2 separate regions of the Mus musculus genome follow, and region 2 is linked to region 1. The links are chromatin loops, found by intact Hi-C in ENCODE. Cell type or tissue: gastrocnemius. All regions are shown on one strand. Each heading gives the region's core, and the rest is flanking DNA. Links, peaks and the distances in the headings are about the cores only.

The links. Hi-C counts contacts between places; a loop is a spot of excess contacts. Peaks named below come from ENCODE experiments on the same cell type or tissue, not always from the same donor. Only the 100,000 strongest peaks of a DNase experiment are listed, where the experiment ranks them.
Region 2: it touches region 1 in a loop (5-fold over the local background); 13 of 42 quality-filtered maps call a loop at or near these places.

Annotation. Positions count from the first base shown.
Region 1 is chr14:106,437,807-106,442,213 of GRCm38, forward strand. The region is part of intron 2 of 1700128A07Rik (RIKEN cDNA 1700128A07 gene); the gene reads right to left. Among named protein-coding and RNA genes, the nearest start is that of 1700128A07Rik, 47 kb to the right of the region's middle. In gastrocnemius, for the core only: a CTCF peak has its summit at 1,691 (motif pointing right); a DNase peak (open chromatin) is centred at 1,691; H3K27ac peaks cover 646 bases.
Region 2 is chr14:106,505,117-106,509,523 of GRCm38, forward strand. All of the region lies in intron 3 of Gm29871 (a long non-coding RNA gene), which reads left to right. Among named protein-coding and RNA genes, the nearest start is that of Gm29871, 20 kb to the left of the region's middle. In gastrocnemius, for the core only: no CTCF peak of the experiment used is centred there; no DNase peak of the experiment used is centred there.

The sequences.
Region 1 (4,407 bases), core at 152-4,151:
TAAGATCTCATGGAGAGTCCTCTAGGGACCTTGGGGGTGTCACCTGGGTGCCCAAGGTGACCCAGTGCTGGAGCTGACCAGAAGGGCCATATTAATTTTTTTAAGGACATAGTTTTGTAGTTTCAAATCTGAAACCCAGGTGTGTGTGGGGGGGGGGGGAGATGATGTGATGGTGAAATATGTCCACGAATCTTTTTACATAGCATATGTATATTGTGCTTCTATTTTTTGCTGCATTACATATAGAATCTAAAGTGTATTAGGATAGTAAGGATAGCTTATGTACAGTGCATACTTTGTAACTCTTGTGCTGTTCTAAATCTTCGGTTTATGCCATCATTACCAATGCATCCACCAGAGAGCTGTCTGAAGTTCTCCCTTTAGGAAATATTTCTATCAAGGAGAACATTTAGAAAATGTTCACGTGAGTTACACTTTTGGAAAGGATTATTTTATATGCTCCTTACAAAACACAGTAATTTCCCCTATTGCCTTAAGTTTTCCTGTTTTCTTGGTTTTCTGTAGTGTTTTCTAAGAAGGCAAAAAAAGACATTTAATTGCAAAGTATAACCTCAATGATGAAACGTTTCAAATATGTCTATTGTTATATATAATGTTCATTATTTATCTAATATTCTGATTAAATTCTCTGCAACTAAAGGAAATATAGTTTCAATTTCTTCATACAGTTTAAACTAGTACATTGAACATACAAAACATATCCTTATTAACAGTTTGAGGTAAAAGGAAATAAAATATTAGTGTAATTCTAAGAGACGTGAAGAAGTAAATATTGCCCATAAAGTACACACAGAAAATGTATGAGGCGATATTGTTTGTAAATTCCTTCTAGTTAGCAAACAAAAGTTGGAGAATATTTTTTAAACAGTACATGAAAATGAATCAGTATTCTGCCCCAAAAGGATGCTCTATGATTAGCATTTGTTATGAATGATCCCAAAATTTTTTGTTTTTACCTAGGATTCACTTATTGAATTATTGTTAAGCTGTAATAAATGCCATGAGTGCAAATGGTTTAAATGCTAAACTCTCACATCTAGAGATAATTCTTTCTTTTTCTCTCTTTCTTTTTTTTTATTAGGTATTTTCTTCATTTACATTTCCAATGCTATCCCCAAAGTCCCCCATACCCTCGCCCCTCACTCCCCTACCCACACAATCCCACTTCTTGGCCCTGGCATTCCCCTGTAAAGGGGCATATAAAGTTTGTAAGACCGATGGGCCTCTCTTTCCAATGATGGCCAACTAGGCCATCTTGCATTAGATAATTCTTTATGAGTGTAAGAAAGTAACAGGGTTAATTAAAAGTTAAAATAACTCAGAAGGGGAGCCATTGTGAGCAGCAGCAATGTGGTGAGGGTAGTTCTCAGAAGCCCAGGTTTGCCGATAGTATTTCTTTGTATCAACTTCAGTGTTTGTTTGTTTCAAGCAATAGTCATTTTTTATGATTTCTACACAATACAACACAAATAATAAATATTTTTAAAGTAACAATAATGTTATAAGAAATTTTGATCTTTAATATCCTTCAAGAATTGTATGAGGAGGCCATTTTCTTATCTGCTATGAAAGTCAGTTTCTTGGCTGAACATATATCTACGCCTGTGTGTTGGTGATTTCCCCAGACCTCCTCCTTCCAACTCACCGGGTGTTAGTGACTAAGAGACCACTAGAGGGCAGTCCAAGCACGTGCTACTGCAAAAGCTTGTGGCATATTGCTTTTCTTTTAACCGGGGGAGGGAGGGGGTGAAGAAAGAAAGAAAAAGGAAAACACTTTTCACAAATAAAAATTTATTAGAAGTTTAATTTTCTACGATAACAGGTAAATTTACTTGAAATAAATAATATGAGGGAAATAATGTATTAAAATACAAGTAAAAGTAAATTCCTTTAAAAATCTTAATCTGGAAAGTTTACATAGAAATTTCTATGTAAATCTTCTTAGATGGAGTAGCCATAGTGACATAACAGGATAGGAATTTAGAATTAGAACAACTTGCATGTACTTATGCCACATGCTATTTTACACTGTTTATATTACTTCTTTTAAGTCTGTCAAATACCAAGAAGAAAAAACACCTTACAGAAATAAAATACTTTACAGTGAGCCACTGAACTTATTACACTGTCTGTATGGATTAGTTCAGGTTTAAAAGATAGAAGGCTTATTGAAGTGACCATTTGTCAGATGTAGTGTTGTTTTGTGTTTAAGGGAAGTTTGCAGCTCTGTGGATTTATGTGAGCGAGGGCAGAATTGAATTAATAGACAATTTGTTTCTATATGAAATGTAGTTTTCATTTTAAACAATCTGTGCGCACTAGTCACATATGCCAGTTGAGTTTCATCAAATGATTAGCAGCTACTCAGTAAAACTTTGAATGTTAAAGCAGCATATCAAATGGGGAAATGGAAAGCCTATTTTGTATACTTAACAAGAAGACAAACCGTCCATTTTTAACACTCTCACTATAAGACTAGCGATCTTAGCTGTTGAAATAGGATTAGAAGGGAAGTGAAAATGAGGCAAATAGTGAACACAGAGTCAAAGTATCCCTGTTTACAGATTCCATTACTGTAGACGGCTAATGTCCTAATGAACCCAGCATAAGAGTCTAAGCGCTGATGAAAACCTTCACCAAAGTAGCAGGATGCCAAGACAACACATCGGAACCAGTAGCCTTACTGTAACCCCACTGATAAAGAAAGCAAGTCATTAAAAATACCAGTCTCCCAAACAAAACTGAGAAACAGATACAACCAAGGAGAAGGAATAACCCCCCCACATGGAAAAATCATGGAACATCAAGAAAAAGAACCAAAGAAGACATCAGAAGATGGAAGGCTCCTCCCCAAAGCCAACAGCAGACTTCACAGAACTAGTGAAAACAAGCCTAAAGTTCACAAGTGGAGCGTGTACACAGGACTGCATGTGGCCGAAGCAATGCTGAGTTACAAAGAACAAGGTTGGAGGCACCATCATACAGCTACCTTCAAAGCATGCTAGGCAGAGAGAGATAGTAACAAAAATAGCCCGATATTGCCAGGAAAACAGAAAGGAAAGCTAGACCAGTGGATTAGAAGACAGGACCCAGAAATAACACCACATGCAGACAGCTATTTGATTTTTGACACAGCTGCCAAAAACATGTGTTCTATGTATAACAGCCTTTCTCCATCAACCAGGAACTGGGTGAGCACCACTGAAAGCAGATCTCTGTCTCTCAGCCTATAGGCAATTCAACATAAGTCTATCACAGACATTCATAGGAAGCTAGAAACTTCTAATTACAAGCACAGAGAAGAGTCTTCAAAATATTGTCACTAGCAACGACTTCCTAAATAGCTATTAAAAGGCTCAGGGGGAAAAGTGAAGATTAACAAATGGGATTATATCACATGAAAACCCTGCAAGACAAAGGAACCTAGTAAGGAAATGAAGCTACCTACAGAAGGAGAAGCATTGCCAGCTCAGCTGTTCCTGAGACAGACAGAGTCTACCTAAAACACATAGCAATGTAAAAACTTAACATTAAAGGTCTGAGAAATTCAATCAACCAATGAGGAAATACTTTAAATAGACATTCCTCGAAATAGAAAACACTTGTAGCTCATTGGCAGGTCATGGACCCTGCCTGTAGCAGGTCGAAGATTTGGTTTTTTACTTGATTTATCAAGAAAACAAACAAAAAACTAAAATCAAACAAATAATAATGGTCAATGTCTTTAGCCATCGGTGAAATGCACATTAAGTTTCACTGAGATTTCATCTCATCCTGGCCTGAATATCCACTCTAAAAATAGGAAAAGAAATTAAAAAAAAAAAAAAAACATAGCAAATGCTCCTGAGGATGTACAGAAAGGAATCCTGTGTTCTGTTGCTGGAATTATAAATGTGTCCAGCCGCAGTGAAAGTAAGTATGTAGTTTAAAGAATAAAGAACTATCATATAAAAAGTGTACTACACGGATACTTATATACCCATGCTTATATCAGCTTTTTCTCTACCACCAAGGTTCAATAGTTCAAGAGTTAAAGTATACTCACAGTGGAGGTATAGGAAGACTGAAATCATTTGACGGTCAAGAAAAGGGATTGAATTGGAGTTTATCTTGTACAATAAAATACACCAGACACAGAAAAATAGTGTCATATGTTTTCTTTTATGTGTAGAAGCTCACAAATACACACACACATCACACCACAGTTGACATAAAGATAGAAGATGGACTTTACAGGAATGGGTAAGAAAGAAGGGATTGAATAGAGAAAGAATAGTGGAGAAGGTGGTTGTATTCAAAGCATGATGCCTGTATCATCTATGGAAATGTTACACACATTAGCTTGTAGAGTTAATATGATTGAAAAATGAAAGTAAAGGCCCCACT
Region 2 (4,407 bases), core at 203-4,202, 67 kb after region 1:
GAAGTGGGAGTGGGTGGGTAGGGGAGCAGGGGGGGCATAGGGGACTTTTGGGATAGCATTGGAAATGTAAATGAAGTAAATACCTAATAAAAAATTGGAGGGAAAAACGTTTTGCTTAATTGGGATAATTGCAAAGAAGTCATAAATATTTAAGATTACAACAGTTCTGAATGATGGTAGTGTAGAATAATAGAAGAGATGACATGTAGGATTATGGAAGTCATTCATATAGCAGAAAGTAGTGACTTGGTAAGGACACTAGTGAAAAATCAATAAATTTACACAGATATGTTAGTGACTTTTTGTTGTGTGTGTGATAAAACATTATGGTCAAAAGCAACTTATGGAAGTTGTGGGTCCCAGAGGGGGAAGCATGGAAGTAGGTAGCTGAAGCAGAAGTCAGCTATACCACTCCTGGGCATATACCCAGAACATGCTCCAACATGTAATAAGGACACATGATCCACTATGTTCATAGCAGCCATATTTATAATAGCCAGAAGCTGGAAAGAACCCAGATGCCCCTCAACAGAGGAATGGATACAGAAAATGTGGTACATTTACACAATGAAGTACTACTCAGCTATTAAAAACAATGAATTCATGAAAGTCTTAGGCAAGTGGATGGAACTATAAAATATCATCCTGAGTGAGGTAACCCAGTCACAAAAGAACACACTTAGTATGTACTCACTGATTGGTGGACATTAGCCCAGAAGCTCGGAATACCCAAGATACAATTCACAGACCACATGAAGCTCAAGAAGAAAGAACACCAGAAGTGTGTATATGTCGGTCCATCTTAGGGATCAAACTACCCATGTCTGAGTTACAGAGACAAAGTGTGGAGTAGAAACTGAAACAAAGGCCATCCAGAGACTGTGCCACTGATCCATCCTGTATACAGTTACCAAACCTAGACACTATTGTGGATGCCAACAAGTGCTTGCTGACAGGAGCCTGATATAACTGTCTCCTGAGAGGCTCTGCCAGGGCCTGACAAATACAGAAGTGGAGGTTCACAGCCAACCATGATACTGAGCACAGGGTCCCTAATGGAGGAGCTAGAGAAAGTACCCAAGGAGCTGAAGGGGTTTGCAGCTTCATAGGAGGAACAATAATAGGAACCAACCAGTATGCCCAGAGCTCCCAGGGATTAAACTACTAACCAAAGAATACATATGGAGGGACCCATGGCTCTAGATGGATATGTAGCTAGATGGGAAGAGAGGCCTTTTGTTCTGTGAAGGCTTGATGCCCCAGTGTAGAGGAATGCCAGGGCATCCAGGAAGTGGGTGAGTTGGTGAGCAGGGGAAGGAGGGATGGGATGGAGGGGGCTTTTGGAGGGGAAACGAGAAAAGTGAATAACATTTGAAATGTAAATGAAGAAAATATCTACAGAAAAAAAAAAGAGATCACACCATCAGCCTCACACAGCAGAGAGAATTAACTGGAATTGCGGCTAAGCTATACACTCTAAATCCTGCCCCCAGCAATGTACCTCCTCCAGCAAGTCTCTACCTCTTAAGGCTTCTGTCAACTTCTAAAACAGTGGCACCTGTCAGGAGCTCCAGTGTTCACATATGTGAACTTACTGGGGACATGTGTCATTAAAAAGACTATTACAGGTTTAGTAGTTTTTTGAATTTTATAATAAATGATCCTACAAATAAAGTGGAATGGTACAGGAGGTTAAAATGAATGTAAAAATTAGGAAAAATTAGTGTTTTGATTCTATTGCATGATTAAATATTACATAATTAATAGAATGACAAGAATCATAGAATATTAAAAAAATCCCAGAAACCTATTTTTTTTTTCGTTGAATATCTGGACTTTAAATTATAGAGCTGTTATTTAAGGAGTTGAGTCAGGATAGTCTTAGAAATATCAGCTGCTCTATTGTGAGTCAGCATGGGCTGCAGAAATTCACGAGTTGGCAGTGGGCAGGTGTTATGCAAAGCTAAGGTTTCATATATAGAAGGAATGTAAATGAAGGAGCAAGTTTGGATGAAGCCAGAGCTCCACAGCTCCCTTACTGGCTAGAATTCAGAAAGAGGAGACAGCATCAGAGGAGAACACGATGTGTCCGGCAGCTCAGAAATAGAATAAGAGAATGCAGTGTCAGAAACAATACACTTCTTAAAAGCAGGCCTCTGTGTTAAGTAATGTCTGAGATCTCAGCAGACTAATTGCTAATTGTGTGCAAATCCTCAAGAAGGGTTTGCAAATCAACATTAAAACAAACCCAGGTCTTGCCATTTCTTAGCATGTTTACTTCTTTTCCCTGTATCTTGTAATCCGTTCCACAATCTATAGCATCCTGATATACCTGGCTAGTCTGTGTGATAATGAACTTTAAGTATCAACTTGCTTAGCGTTTGATATCCCTGTTTGCTCAAAGGAGTCTAGATATTTCTATGAATGTATTTTCAAAGTACTTATAATCAATATATTCTGTTTTCCTCAATTTGTATGGACTTTATCTGTCAGGTGGATGCCCACAGAGCAAAGACTCATTTACTGAAAAAGAATTACATATTTCATATCTAAATTTTCTATTCTTTATATCAACACACTCCAGCTGTTGCGAATGTGCATGCTGCTGTGCAATTAGTTTTTGTTTCTTCATATAGAGAGACATACACTTTCGAAGAATACAGATACATGTAACTGAAATTACCATATTCAGCAATATATCTCGGTAATTGTATTTTTATTAATTTCAGAATTAATAAATTTCATTAAATCAACTTTATAAGAAATACTACATGTAAATTTGTAAGTTATTTTTATCATTGTTCAAAATTATTTGTGTATCTGTTTGCATGTTAGCTCAGGTACCCACAGGGTGCAGAATAGGGCAAGAATCCTCAGGAACTGGAATTACAGAAGGGTGTGAATTCTTAAGGCAACCTTATTAGTATGCAGATGTGTATATGGGAAAGAGGGAAATGAACTCTTGTTATTTCTCTCTCAATATGAAGCTTCATTGAATTCAATATTGTCAAAAGAGTTAACAAAAATCAGTTTACCATTAACTCATTTGCCATTTAATTTTTAAAAGACTTTGTTTTACATGTATGACGTTATGCTTGCATGTATATTTGTAGATCAAGTTCATGCCCTGGAACTGGAGTTATGGGGGAGGCCATATTGGTTCTGGGAATCAAACGTGTGTGCTCAGGATGAACAGTCAGTGCTCGTGGGAAAATTACAGTTATATGGCATTTATGACCCATACCATTTTTTGCTGTTTTTCCCTAGTCATAGTTGGATTTAATGATTATTTTGAGAGACATACTGTAGCTTATGCCACGTTTTTCATGTCCAAAGAAATCAAGAATATGCTAATGCAGATACAACGCCAACTAAACAAGCATTTTAGAACAAATAGCACTGCAGATCAGGACTTAAGAGATTTCTCATGAACTGATAAACTCCTGTGGGTGGCCAGGACGATATTTTAACCTGAGATGGTGGCTTTTCTCAAGACTGTAAAATGTTTCTGTGTTTTACAGTCAGGGTTTTGTTGCCAGAGATAAAGTTGCTGAATTCCATCTATTCCTGGTAAAGGCCATAATTTACTGATAGGTTCCTGAATAGCTCACATTTCTCTGATTCCTGATGATCATGAAAATTGTTGAACACAGATTCATAGGCGTTCCATATGAATGCAAGTGATTGTGAAAATCTGTTGATTACAGAGCAGACTCCATTACTGTATCCACCTTTGTGCACTCAGAATTCAGAGCTTGTGATTATGTCTTGGTACTTTCTGAAAAAAAAAAAAGAAAAAAGAAAAAAGAAAGAAAAGAAAATCATTTGCTCTACTGGGGATCTGATTTTCCTTCAGTTAGACTATTTGAACAATTTGCTAAATTTACACCAAATTGTAAGGAATTGAATTCTATAGCACCAAAAATGATTTTAGGAAAAGTTAGAAAGTGATTGAAAATGTGCAAGGTGTTATTTATTTGTCCTTTGCCCTGAAGTCATATCATGGGTCTTTTATTTTTAATCTTTAGATTATCATATATAAATCATTTTCAAGGCAACAGTTTCCTTCCTACTAAATTTGAACTAGAGGCAGTGAGGTAGAGGTGAACTTTCATTCTGAGATCATTCCCATAATGACAGGCAGTATACAGATTCTTAACAATTATGGCTCTCAATACAAATATGAGGAACCCTGAAATGAGAAAATAATTAGAATAATTTCACAAACATAAGTAACCTTACGTGCTGGACTAGAAGAGAAAAGGCATCTGCATACTATTGCTCTAGTGATCATGAATGCAGTAGATTATTTTTAGTGATTGTGACTTATATATACTTATTTGAAAATGTTTGTCAGGTTCATTATGTTTTTTTATATCCTTTCACAGAGACATATTAAAATTTGTG